3 separate regions of the Homo sapiens genome follow, and regions 2 and 3 are each linked to region 1. Evidence: chromatin contacts called from ENCODE Hi-C or POLR2A ChIA-PET data. All regions are on one chromosome and are shown on one strand. The core of a region is the stretch at or near the end of the contact, and the rest is flanking DNA. Distances in the headings are between cores, read along the strand shown.

The links. Hi-C counts contacts between places; a loop is a spot of excess contacts on that map. ChIA-PET counts read pairs that join two places held with the same protein, here RNA polymerase II (POLR2A). Pooled maps may share reads with other maps.
Region 2: a pooled map shows a loop between it and region 1 (2.1-fold over the local background). The contact joins two enhancer-like sites. A Hi-C loop is called at or near these places in 2 of 50 pooled maps. POLR2A ChIA-PET finds 5 or more read pairs at or near these places in 2 of 52 experiments (HepG2 and Panc1).
Region 3: a loop to region 1 is called in a map of ascending aorta, with 4 times the contacts of the local background. The contact joins the promoter of STK25 here to the enhancer-like site in region 1. A Hi-C loop is called at or near these places in 44 of 168 maps with a recorded cell type or tissue (B cell, CD14-positive monocyte, CD4-positive, alpha-beta T cell and 26 more), 37 of 37 single-sample maps with no recorded cell type and 38 of 50 pooled maps. POLR2A ChIA-PET finds 5 or more read pairs at or near these places in 4 of 52 experiments (H1, Panc1, RWPE1 and 1 more).

Annotation. Positions count from the first base shown.
Region 1 is chr2:241,608,522-241,612,676 of GRCh38, reverse strand. The region is part of intron 2 of THAP4 (THAP domain containing 4); the gene reads left to right. Among named protein-coding and RNA genes, the nearest start is that of THAP4, 27 kb to the left of the region's middle. RefSeq lists enhancers at 1,398-1,918, 2,135-2,635, 2,636-3,137, 4,044-4,155 and a silencer at 2,116-2,685. Within about 2 kb of position 2,341, at least 21 of the 41 ENCODE cell types and tissues checked have a DNase peak (open chromatin) inside an H3K27ac peak, as active enhancers do; they include ascending aorta, gastrocnemius medialis, heart right ventricle and 3 more, where a contact is called at or near this core.
Region 2 is chr2:241,487,984-241,492,138 of GRCh38, reverse strand. It overlaps FARP2 (FERM, ARH/RhoGEF and pleckstrin domain protein 2), which reads right to left. Exons shown (of 27, transcript NM_014808.4): 22 at 2,095-2,177; 23 at 960-1,078; 24 at 460-623. Among named protein-coding and RNA genes, the nearest start is that of MIR3133, 12 kb to the right of the region's middle. RefSeq lists enhancers at 898-1,413, 1,414-1,927. Within about 2 kb of position 1,903, at least 2 of the 41 ENCODE cell types and tissues checked have a DNase peak (open chromatin) inside an H3K27ac peak, as active enhancers do.
Region 3 is chr2:241,506,633-241,510,787 of GRCh38, reverse strand. It overlaps STK25 (serine/threonine kinase 25), which reads left to right and starts at 2,204. Exons shown (of 12, transcript NM_001271977.2): 1 at 2,204-2,345; 2 at 2,653-2,782. The coding sequence starts at 2,753. LOC107985788 (a long non-coding RNA gene) reads right to left here and starts at 1,916. Exons shown (of 2, transcript XR_001739177.2): 1 at 1,691-1,916; 2 at 893-1,350. RefSeq lists silencers at 1,800-2,569, 2,850-2,899 and an enhancer at 3,330-3,379.

The sequences.
Region 1 (4,155 bases), core at 1,092-3,591:
TATGTGCTCTTTTGAGCCTGATTGCTTTCATATGGTGTGTTGTCAAGGGCCATTTGAATTGCAGCTTATATTAGTGCTTCATTTTTATGGCCAAATAACATTCCATTGTCTGGATATACTGCAGTTTGTTTACTCATTGGTTGACGGACATCTGTGTTGTTTCCACTTTGGGGCTGTTGGGAATGGTGCTGCTGTAAACATTCATGGGCAGCGTCCTGTGGGGACAGGTGTGTCATTTCTGCTGGGAGTGCATGTCTCCAGGAGTGGCAGTCCTGGGCCACTGCTCCACACTTAACCTCTCAGGCACATGCCAGATGGTCTTCACTAGGCTGTGCCAGTTCACGTCCCCATCAGCAGTGTGCCAGGCGTTCCCGTCCTTCTAACTTTGTTTCCATTTCTCTATCTTTTGTCTTTTTTTTTAACTCATTTCTGTCCTCTGTGTTCCGCTGTGTTTCCCGGTGTTTGTTTCTCCCTGTGCTGCTTCCAATCTCCACTTCATTTGGGTGGTGGCTTGATTTTTTTTCTTTTACTTTCTCGACTTCTGCCAGGTCATGTTTCACCTTCTCCTCTTTCCTTGCCGTTTCTCTCCTGAGTTCTTACATGTTTAGTTAGTGGTCTTTCTTCATGGAGCAGCTTCATTCAACTACTCGGGAGGCTGAGGCGGGAGAATCACTTGAGCCCCAGTGGTCTAGGCCGCAGTGAACCGTATTCATGCCACTGCACTCCAGCCTGGGTGACTGAGCAAGACCCTTTCTCTTAGTTTCACCTTTGCCCCATCAACATTTTGCAGTTTGTATGTTTTGCTGCTCTTGTTCACACTTGGTGTCTTGTCACCTTTTGTCCATCTCTGAACTCAGGCAGTGTCTTAGAGTCCATTAGTCCATTGCTGGAGAAGCAGAAGGTCTTCAGGAGCAGCATGCCTTTCTTTCTTAATTTTTTTTTTTTTTTTTTTGGAGACAGAGTCTCACCCTGTCACCCAGGCTGGAGTGCAGTGGCACAATCTCGGCTCACTGCAACCTGTGCCTCCGGGGTTCATGCCATTCTCCTGCCTCAGCCTCCCTAGTAGCTGGTACTACAGGCACCCGCCACCACGCCCGGCTAGTTTTTTATATTTTTAGTAGAGATGGGATTTCACCATGTTGGCCAGGCTGGTCTCGAACTCCTGACCTCAGATGATCCACCCGCCTTGGCCTCCCAAAGTGCTGGGATTATAGGCGTGAGCCACTGCGTCCAGCCGGCAGCACCCCTTTCTTTCGGAGTGGCGCATTACTTCTCTATGGCGGGTGGTGGGTAACCCTGCATGGAGGCCAGCCTGGGCCTTCAGCACCTGGGCGAACACCTGGGGTGTCCTGGGCAGACGCGTGGGGTGCCCTGGGCCTGCTGTTTGCAGGAGCTCCCTGTGGCAGAGCGGGGGCCAGAAGAGCCTCCAGGCTTCCCAAGTCCAGGGCTCCCCACTCCGCCCCAGGCCTCTGAGCCAGGCCAGACCCTGAGGCTTCTCAGGGGCCACCCCCCCAGCTCCCAGAGGCCCCTCCTGTCCTCCAGCGAGGCACTGACCCACCACTTCTCACAGCATCCGTATGTGTGTTTTGGTGGCTGTGGGTTGTATCTGTGACCTATTTTCCCTCAAAATCAAGTTCAGGGAAAAGGTTTTTTCGTTATTTTTGTTTTTTTTAATTCTTGGGAGGGAAGGTGATAATATTGTTACTTACCTGAGAGTCCCCCTCGGAGACCCCCAGAAGCTGGTTTTAAGGGAAGAAAGAGTAAGATCCCTTTCTGTGTCTCTGTCTCTGGCCCCGTCTCTGGCCCCATCCCCGTGTCTCTCTGGCCCTGTCTCTCTGTCTCTGTGTCTCTGTCCCCGTCCCGTCTCTCGCTGTCCCTGGCTCTGTCCGTCTTTCTTCCCCATTTAAGGAGCGCCTCCTCTCCGGTCCCCTCTGAGGAGCGCTGGATGGAGGACAGGGCCTCCCGGAGAGGACTCCACGGTGGGTGGTGGGAGGGAAAGACCAGGGGGAGGCAGAGGCTGCCGGTGAGAGGCGTCTGCCAAGTAGATGAGGGGCCGGGAGAAGACCCCGTGGCTGGGGAAGCAGGAGTGGGGAGGGCGGGGCCTCCGGGCCGAGGGGCGCGGTCGCTGTGGTCTGTGGAGGGGCTGGCGAGGCTCCCGCCTCTGCTCTTGCTGGAGCTCTTGAGTGAGCCCTGTGACGCCTGCTAGGTGAGGTGGCAGCCAGTGAGCGCGCCCCACCGCCCAGCGCCGCCCAGCCTCCGCCCTGACTCCTCTGCCGCTCCCCAAACAGGGCGCGGTGGCGTGACCCTGGCGCTGGGGGGCGAGCGCGGCCCTCCCGGTCCCGCAGGCGCAAGAGAGGGCGGAGATGCGGCGCCTGAGGCGGGGCTGCGCTTCCGGGGCGGGGCCGGCGGAGGCTGGAGGGGGCCGCCCGGGAGCAGAGGCAGGACTTGCGGCGCGTGCCCCTCACCCTAGCCCGGGGCTGTCCTGCCTCGTGGGGAGTGTGAAGGCCATGCCCGGCGCCGCGGCCCTGGTGCCCCTGTTCCACTGGGACCCTGGGGGGCGCCGCCAGGCCCCTTGGCCTCTTCCTCGGGGCCCTCGGGACCCAGGGGCCGGTGGTGGCCGTGCCGGGGACTCGGGCGTGAGGGGTGGAGATCGCGGCCCCGGTGCAGCAGCTCAGAACCTGGACTCTGGATCGCTGCTCCCCAGCGCCCGGGGTGCCGCTTCCCACAGGGTTCAGCTCCCATGCAGGCTGCGCTCACCAGTGGAAGTGGGTCCACCCGGTCCCAGGAGAGCCAGAGCCCCGTGGCAGTCGCTGTGGGGTGTGCTCCGCACAGGCCAGAGAGCCGGCCCAAAAACCTGAGGTTTGCAAAGCCTCTTTCTTTCTTTTTTTTTTTTTGAGAAAACGTCTCTGTCGCCCAGGCTGGAGAGCAGTGACACGACCTCGGCTCACTGCAACCTCCGCCTCCCGGGTTCAAGCAATTCTTGTACCTCAGCCTCCCGAGTAACTGGGATTACAGGCGTGTGCCACCACGCCCGGCTAATTTTTGTATTTTTAATAGAGACAGCGTTTCACCACGTTGGCCACGCTGGTCTCAAACTCCTGACCTGAGGTGATCTGCCCGTCTCGGCATCCCAAAGTGCTGGGATTACAGGTTCAGTGAGCCATTGCGCCCGGCCCAAAGCCTCTTTCTTTTCAGTGCTGAGCTGGATAAAGTCTACCAAACTGAAAGGTCTCCAAGGCTATAGCTGGCTGTCTGAGAAATTATGGTGTTTGTTTAGCCCATCTTAGGACTTGGGCTATCCCAGGTGACTGAGTTTTGCTGTTTCACACCTCCCAAGGTTCTTCTCATTCTTCCTTTTCTCCATTAATGGTAACTTGTCTTCTCAATTGCTCAGGCCAGAAACCTCCGTTACCATCTTTTCTTACGTGTTTCACATCCAAACCATCAGCACATCCGGGTGGCTCTGCCTTCAAGATAGATCCAGAAGCTAGGTCCTTTCCACTGCCTCCACCACGGCCACCTGGCCCAGGCCACCCTCCTCTGCCACAAGGGTTTTTGCCATTGCCCTCCCTGGCTTCCTGTGGTTGCAGTCAGAGACCTCGTCCCTCCCACTCAGCCTTCTCGAGGGCTTCTGTCTGCTCAGAGTCAAGGTCACGGCCCTTCCGAGGGGTGAGGATCTCCTTCCCCTGGCCACACTGGCCTCCTGTTCCTCTCCAGCAAGACCAGGCCTACGTACCCAGGACCTCCGTCTCTGGCACTTCCACCTGGTCTGCTCTTCTCCAGGGTAGCTGCAGGGACCCTGATCCCCTGCCTGGTCTGTGCACACTTCTCAGGGAGGGTGTCCTTGTCCCTTTTGGGTAGGTTTTCACAGTGCCCCAACAGCCCTGTCTCCCTTTCTGCCTCATCTCCTAATGTACATTCAGTTCTGCATCATTCACTCATTTCTTGTGTATTGTCTGCCCTCGCTAGGATGTATGCTCCGTAGGGATGTATGACTGTTCCGTCAGCTTCTCCCTGGAAGAGTGTCCAGCACGTTGAATGATGAAAGAATTGATCAGCTATGATAGATCACAAGCCTCGTTCCAGAGGCCACACATTGGATTCAGAAGCTTCTATTCCTTATCTCCGTGAAAGATTGCAACGAAAATCTTGATT
Region 2 (4,155 bases), core at 654-3,153, 120 kb after region 1:
TGTGGGGGCACCAGGCTGAGGAACCTGGTGACCCACAATGGCAGACCGGGCCCATGCAGTGAGATAGAGCTGACAACCTTCTATGGCAGGGTGCCTGGGCAGAGCCTCGAGCTCCAAGCCCGAGGTGAAGGGTTTTGGAGGCACTGGGACGGGGGGCTGCAGGGGATGTGTCTGGGAAGGCTTTTCTCAGCTCCACTACACACCAGCTCCAGGCCCTGAGGACACGCCCCGCCTGCTGGACTTCATCAGACACCAGACCTGAAACACCCTTTTCAAAGAGGGCTTGACTGGATGAGGGGCACTTTCCATACCAACTTCTACCAAGGGGAGAGTAAGAGGCAGTCCTCTGGGGCCAAGCCTGCCTGCTGGTACCCTCCTGAGGTCCCCTCCTCAGCAGCCAAGTGCAGAGACAGCTGGGAACATTCCAGATGCACTGAGGTGGTGCTCATGCGGTCGTACCTCGACAGCTGCACTGTGGTCTGCCCTGGACACGCTGGTGTTCCGGTACCAGCACACGTGCATTGTGGTGTTGGCCCGGTGCTGGCCATGCCCCTCCAGGGAGCTGCGGACACCCCGAGCATCATCTTCTGACTCCTGCTCCAGAGATACCTCGTTGGGGGATCCTGGGGAGAAGTCAGCAGCGTCTCAGGGGGAACCCCCTGTGGCCTCTGCTTGCCAAATACTTCCACCCCTTGGGTTCCTCTCGGGGGTCCTGGGGAAATGGGGAGCCCTTGGTGCTAGGCCAGCTGCTGGCTGAGAGCAAAACTACAGGTGCTTCTGCCAGAGCAGCTGATTGACACCTCTTCCCGCCCAGGCATGAGGCGTAGCCTGGAACATTCCTTGTGGAAGGGGATTGTGTGGGAACTTAGCGGGCCAATGGGGACCAAGGAAAACAGTTTCCAAAAAAAGCCTCCTTAGGTGTAGTGGAGGTCTCCTGGGGGGTTGTGGCCAGCACTCACTGGGGGGACGAGTGCACACAGTGCGGCCTGGCAGTGCAGGGGCCGTGTCACCGCCACTCTTGGCTGCTTGGATCGCGGAGTTCAGGTCCAGCATCCACTTCTCTTTCTCCAGCCGAGTGCTGCAGGGAGAAGGGCAAGGCTCAGTGGCTCTGCTCTTCCTTGTGTAGGGCCCCAGCCCTCAAGGGAGGGCGAGCCGTCAGGGCACCTGTTCTCTCACATTCTGCTTTGTCCTGCCTGGTGAGAGGACTGGGAAACGTGTCCCCTCCAGCGAGAATAGCAGGGAGGAGAGCTGGGAGGGACCTGCATCAGCCTGACCTCCAGGGTGCTGTGACAGGGTTGTGGGTGCCAGGGCAGGGCCCCGGTCCTAGAACAGGGGGTCTGCAGGGGTATTTGTTCCTGAAATGATGTTCTCTACATCTGTGATGCTGAAATGCAAGATTGGCCCTGGTTCATGATTAAGTGAGCATTTCCTGGTGGGAACTGAGTGCCCTGTGCTCTGATGCTGGCCAGGGCGCTGCAGAGTCAGAGCTGAGACTCCTCACAGAGCACAGTGTGGTGCTGGTGACCATGCAGGGGCCCCTGCATCCTGGCCGCCAAATGAGCTCAGTGTCATCCTTCTGTTGATCTTATCTGGGGAGGAGGGAGCTGTTTCCACTTGATTCTGTGCCATAGCCTGGGCTGCCTCATGTGAGTCTATACCACACTGGGACTGGGAGGCAGTGTTTGGCTGGGCTGGGTGTAAGCTGCCCTGTTGGGGCTTTGACCACTAGCTGCTGGCACTTCTTGACGTGAGGGTTGGGGAAGCGCCTGTGCCCTGGGAGACCACAGGAGCCTGCCCACTCACCCGTCCTGTCTTTGGAGGCACTGTGAACCGGAGGGCAGAGGGAGCGGCTCCACAGCACTGGGGCCTGCCACTTGTGGGGTGTTGTCAGGTTGGCAAGCAGCCCTGCCCCTGACAAGGGCGAGGCTGCTCCTTTGGTTGTGTGACTTGGAAGCAGAGCTCAGAGTCAAAGGGGGCACAACCCCATGAGGCTACATGGCTCCTCACAGCTCAGAGGACTCAGAGGCTCATGGCGAGGAAGTCCCCACCCCTCCATCCAGGGCTGCTCAGGATGGAGACATGGAAGACCCTTACCTGGCTGCCACCACGATTGTTTTCTGAGCCGCGTAGATGGTGAAACAGTGTGGAACAGACCACTCGTTATCACTTTCTTCCACCTGTGGGTGGGAGAAACGGTCCAAGTCTTGTGGCCAAGAAGGAACTGACAGCCTAAGCCTGAGCAGGACACAAGGTGACTGCTGGCAATGCTAGGTGGGGCTTGGAAGCCCAGTGCTGTCCAAGTGCACACAGACTCTACAAGAGGCCAAGGAGGACACTGGTATCCCTGCGCCATGGCAGCTGCACCCCAGGGGGTGAGCCATGGGCCAGAGGGCACCCAAATACTCACCGGGGGGTCCAGCACTATTAGCTGAAAATCAAGCAAAGGAAAAAATGTTGAGCATTTTGATTATCCAAAAGGGAGTTGGACAATTCATTTATGAACCAAAGACCAAAACCTAACAGAGCTAGATTCAAAGAAAACCCACTGTGGATTAATTTTAATTTTAAGTAGTTAGATGAAATAATTGCAAAATAAAATATTACCAAATCTAATCTAAAAGCATGTAACAAGGAATTGTCCCACGATCAAGTAAGGTTGTTTGGGGAATGCAAGGATCGTTCGGCATTAGAAAGCTGATTGATAACATTCATCCTATCAGAAGTCAAAGAGAAAAAGGGAAATCCATTCTCTACATGCTGAAAATGCCTTTGCCAAAATCCAAGGTGTTATTTCTGATAATACCTCTTAGAAACAGAAGGAAACTGTGTTAACATGATAAAGATGATCTTTTCAAGCCAAGAGCCATCATCCTTCCCTTAACAGTCAGGAACGAGGGCCAGTTCTCTGTCCCCAGGACCAGCCAGTTACCAACAACTCCACAGAATGGACAGCTTCCCTGTGCAGAGCCTGATACACCAACCAAGCCTCTCACTGGACATCAAAAATCTGAATCAACATAAGCAAGGGCAGGCAAAACATTGTCCAGATGTTAGTCTTCCCGTAAGTTAACACAAAAATTTAATGCAATTTCAACTGAAATCTCCATGGTGTTTTTGTAAGGAATTTGTCCAATGACTTAGAAGATTACTTGGAAGAATTAAATGCTTGAGAATAGCAAAGAATCTTTTTTAAAAGGAGGCAGAATAAGGGATGGAATGTGTTCACCAAACAGTGACTATCTCATATGACACCACTAATGAGAGAGAGTGGACTGATGCTGGACAGACAGGAATGGAGCAGAATGCCCAGAAAGAACTCGAGTGCAAAGACACAGGCTTCCATTTGATAAAGTCTGAGATCAGTGAGAAAATGAAGGATTCAACAAATAATGGGGAGAAATGTTACATCTCAATCTAATATCTATCAAAACAAATTCTAGGCCAGGCACGGTGGCTCACACCTGTAATCCCAGCACTTTGGGAGGCCGAGGCGGGCGGATCACAAGGTCAGGAGATCGAGACCATCCTGGCTAACACGGTGAAACCCCGTCTCTACTAAAAATACAAAAAATTAGCCACCTGTAGTCCCAGCTACTTGGGAGGCTGAGGCAGGAGAATGGTGTGAACCCAGGAGGCGGAGTTTGCAGTGAGCCGAGATCGTGCCTGGGCACTCCAGCCTGGGACACAGAGCAAGACTCCATCTAAAAAAAAAAAAAAAAAAACCAAAAAAGTAAAAAAACAAATTCTAGGGAGATTAATTAAATGAGAAAACTGAAACCATTAAAAGGTGCCAATATAATATTGGCATGGGGAAGAACTTCCTGAGCCCATACTAAGGATAGAAACCCTCAAGGAAAAGACAGCCAGAGCTGACCCTGATAGGCCCTGATTTTTCAACTTTATGATGGTGTGAAAGTGATAAGCATTCAGTAGAAACGGAACTTCAAGTGCCCATACGACCATTCTGTTTTTCACTTCCAGTTTGGTATTCAACAAATTATGTGAGATATTCAACACTTTGTTATAAAATAGGCTTCATATTAGATGATTTTGCCCAACTGTAAGCTAATGTATGTTCTGAGCACATTTAGAGTAGGCTAGGCTGGCTCACGCCTGTAATCCCAGCACTTTGGGAGGCCGAGGCGGGTGGATCAC
Region 3 (4,155 bases), core at 955-3,454, 100 kb after region 1:
GAATAAGGCCGAGCGTGGTGGCTCATGCCTGTAATCCCAGCACTTTGGGAGGCAGAGGTGGGCAGATCACGAGGTCAGGAGTTTGAGACTAGCCTGACCAACATGACCAACATGATGAAACCCCGTCTCTACTCAAAATACAAAAATTAGCCGGGGGTGGTGGCGCACGCCTATAATCCCAGCTACTCAGGACGCTGAGGCAGGAGAATCGCTTGAACCTGGGAAGCGGAGGTTACAGTGAGCCAAGATCGCACCACTGCACTCCAGCCTGGGAGACAGAGTGAGACTCCGTCTCAAAACAAACACACAAACAAACAAAAACCCCGAAGAATAACAGAAGTATACAACAACAAAAAAGAAATGGAAAACAAGAGAAACGGGATGAAGGGCCTGGAAGGTCAATGCAGGAAAAGACATGGTGATGATCACGTCCGGACGGCAGCTTAGCAAGACAGCAGCCAGGAGCAAAGGGTTAACAATTGGCCAAAAGCAGGCAAAGGCTGAAAAACTCTTCTAGGCACTTTTATTAATTTGTTTTTTGAGGCAGAGCCTTGCTCGGTCTCCCAGGCTGGAGTACTGTGGCATGATCTTGACTCACAGCAACCTCCAACTCCCAGGTTCAAGCGATTCTCCTGACTCAGCCTCCCTAGTAGCTGGGACTACAGGCACGCACTACCATGCCTGGCTAATTTTTGTATTTTTAGTAGAGATGAAGTTTCACCATGTTGGCTAGGCTGGCCCCGAACTCCCAACCTCAAGTGATCTGCCTGCCTCAGCCTCCCAAAGTGCTGGGATTACAGGTGTGAGCCACTGCTCCCAGCCTCTTCTAGGCACTTCGGAAAAGTGCAGCGATTACTGACCACACGAAGGCCAGAGATGCAGCAGGCATCTATTTACATGCATTAAATACATATATTATCTTCATGCATTTACACATTCATTCAACAAACATTACTGAGCGCCTGCCGTGGGCTGGCATGGTCCTGGGCACAGCTCCGCTTGCAGGAAGCCCACTTTCTCCTGGGGAGTCAAAGCACAAACAAAGCCAAGTCAGTACGTAAAGAAGCAGGGGTGATGAGAGATGCGGACCCAGGAGGGGTTCAAGGGGCTGTCCTGGACGCATGACAGGGAAGCATAGCTTCTTAAAGGACTCGGCAGTGCACCATGAGAAGACACGCACCAGGGAGCAGAGAGAAACGCCAGAACCCTCTCGAAGAAGGAGGGATGTGAGGAGGTCAGGATAGTCACCTGTGCTGAGCCATCATGGAGAGTGAGGGCCTGTAAGGGTGGACACAGTATGCAGGAGGGACAAATCTTCCTCACCGGACAGGTGGGGATCCCTGCGGTGCACTAGGGGAATGCACACAGGGGGCACTATGACCTGGCGGCCCACGGGGCACGGGGACGCACCAGGTAGCCTTGGGATCTGCAAGTCCCTCCCGGACCCTGGGGAGTGCCATGACGGCTTCCAGCAGCAGTCACTGTCCTGGGCGCGTCCCGCGCTCTAGCCCAGGTGGGTCCCACAACGGTGTGACCAAGGACGTCCTATGACCACCCCTTGACAGGTAAGGAAACTGAGGCAGGAGAGGCGAAGCAACTCGCCCAAGGAATGGGCTGTGCCGGTAGCTTCTCCAAGGCCTGGTGCGCCCTGGCCTGTGCGCGTGATCCCGGGCGGGGTCTCAGTACGAACAGGGGCTTCGCGATGTGGCCAGCGCGGGCTTATCTCCGTGCCGTGACGACAAGGCTAGAAGCCTGGGCGGCCGCGGTGGATCCTCGTGGCGAGGCGGGGAGGGCGCCGGGCCTCACTGGCCCGCTCGAACCAGGGCTGCGCAGGGCAGAGCCCAAGGGAGAGGGCCGCGCGGCCGCCGTAACGTCGGAGACGACGCCTGGCAGGCGCCAGCAAACGCAGAAGACCCGCGAGGGCGAGGCAGGGAGGGCGCGACGCGACAACGACCACGTGCCCCGCCCGCCCAGGCGCGCGGCCTGCCGGGAGACGCAGTCCAAACCTTTCGGGAGCAGGACTAGGGGTCCCAGAGAGCCTCGCGGCGCGCATGCGAGCCCCGGCCCCCTCTCGCGCAGCCTGCCGGGACTTGTAGTCCAACGCCAGCAGGCTTCCGGGCCCGGAGTGGGCGGTGGGACTCGGGGTCCCAGAGAGCCGTGCGCGGGCCGCGACGCCGAGCACCGCCCTCGCCGTCGCCTCCGGGCTTTCTCCGGTCGCTGCCGCCACCACCGTTGCTTCGCGGGCTGGGAGGCCCGGGGTCCCCGGGCGAACAGAGGCTGCGGGTGGGAGCCTTCGCGGGCGCTGCAGAGCGGGCCGGGGGAGGCCGGGATGGAGCCCCGCGGAGGTGGGCGCGCTGCCGGGCGGGGCGCTTGCGGCGATTGGGGAGGGGGCAGAGGGAGGGGCCCGGGGCGGGGCTCGGTGGCGGGGACACCGGGGCGGGGGCACCGGGAGGAAGCTGCCTTGGAAGAGGTGGGGGCGGCGACGGGAGGGGCGGCGAGCCCCCGGGAGCCTGGGCGTTAGGCCCGGGCGTGGCGGGGCCCCGGCGGCCTGGGGGGTCTCCTGGGCCCCCCCCCACCCATGGAGCCCGCCGCCCCGGAGGTCGGTCTCAGATGACTGAACTGGGCACCGAGCGCCCCTGGTGTCCCTCGCAGTGGACTGACGCCGCAGGGGCGAGCTAGCCGGCTCCGCGCCTCTCCGCGGGATCCAGACGCCTCCTGGGGCTGCTGGCGGAGGGTCTGAGGCGGCGCGGCCATGGCTCACCTCCGGGGATTTGCCAACCAGGTGAGAAGGGTGCAGGTCAGGAAGACTAGCGGCCTCTCACCGAGGGGCTCCAGAGTCTCCTGGGGGTTCAGAGGGGAGCGCCACGCCGGAGCGGGCAGTGGGGTGAGGGAAGGAGCGCGCGTCGTGCGACCAGCGGAGCCGTCCTGAGGTGGGCGCAGGGCGGCCCCGGGGCTCTGCCGTGTGCCTGTGGCGTTTTGCGTGGCAGAAGCTCGCAGGCCTCTAGAAACCGAGCCCCTGGTGGCTCCGCCTGTGCGAGGGCGGTGGAGGTGCGTGAAGAGACACCGGCGCAGGGACGGGGCGCTGCCCCCAGCGCGGGGCGGGAACCTCATGTCAGCATCCGAAGGCAGTGGAAGGTCGGGGGCCACCCTGCGGCCTCGGCCTGGGCCGCGGGTCATTCTGGCCGTGTTGGGCTGGGCAGGGGCTGTAGGGGAGACCCTGGCGGGCGCTGAGGGGCTGAGATTGTGGAGAAGCAGATCTGAGTGGCCGGTGTGCAGGGAAAGCAGAGAACACGTGTGTGCTTTGGCCCAGGGGAGGGTGAAAAGGCTGCTCTGTCAGGACCGTTTAACCCCTGCGACGGGCGGTTGCCCGAACATGAGACTCATCTTTCTTCTTTAAAGAAGTCGTTTCCACTATGGAGCCACCTTTAAGCGTCTGGTGGGACAGCCTCGGAGGGAGCCACTACGGCGAGCCCTTAGCCTGGAATGAGGACCAGCTGCTGGTGCCAAAGGGCTTGCCGGGGAAGGAGGGTGGGGTCAGCCAACCTGGGGCCTGGGGACTTGCATTCTCTACCCCTCCCCACTTTTTTGACTCTGGCCGCTGGGTTTTCTTACATCTTAGCTGTTCGGTTTTATTCTCCTTGATGCCTTGGCTCTACCTAAGGCGTTGGAATCGCCGCTAAAATGTGTGGCCCTCCTTGTTCACTCCTATGTGCTGAATGGAGAGTTGGGCCTGCAGTGGAACAGGAAGGGCGTCTGTTCGCGTAGGGGCAGGAACTGGAGTCAGGGCTGCTTTGGAGGAAACCGGACCAGCCTAGAGACCCGGAACACCATGTGCAGCTGTTGGGCCAGGCAACCTGGACCTGCGTGGTCACAGATGAGACTGGGGCTTGCTGACTGTTGCTGAATTAAGCTAACAGATTTTTGGTTTGCTTTTGGCATTCTGTATCTGGTAACTTACATGACTAAGGTGCTGGGAGAAAAATCTGCCACCAGTTTATTTTACTTTATTTTTATTTTTTTGAGACGGAGTTTCGCTTTTGTTGCCCAGGTTGGAGTGCAATGGTGCAATCTCAGCTCACTGCACCCTCTGCCTCCCAAGTACAAGCGATTCTCCTGTCTTGGCCTCCCAAGTAGCTTGGATTACAGGCATGCGCC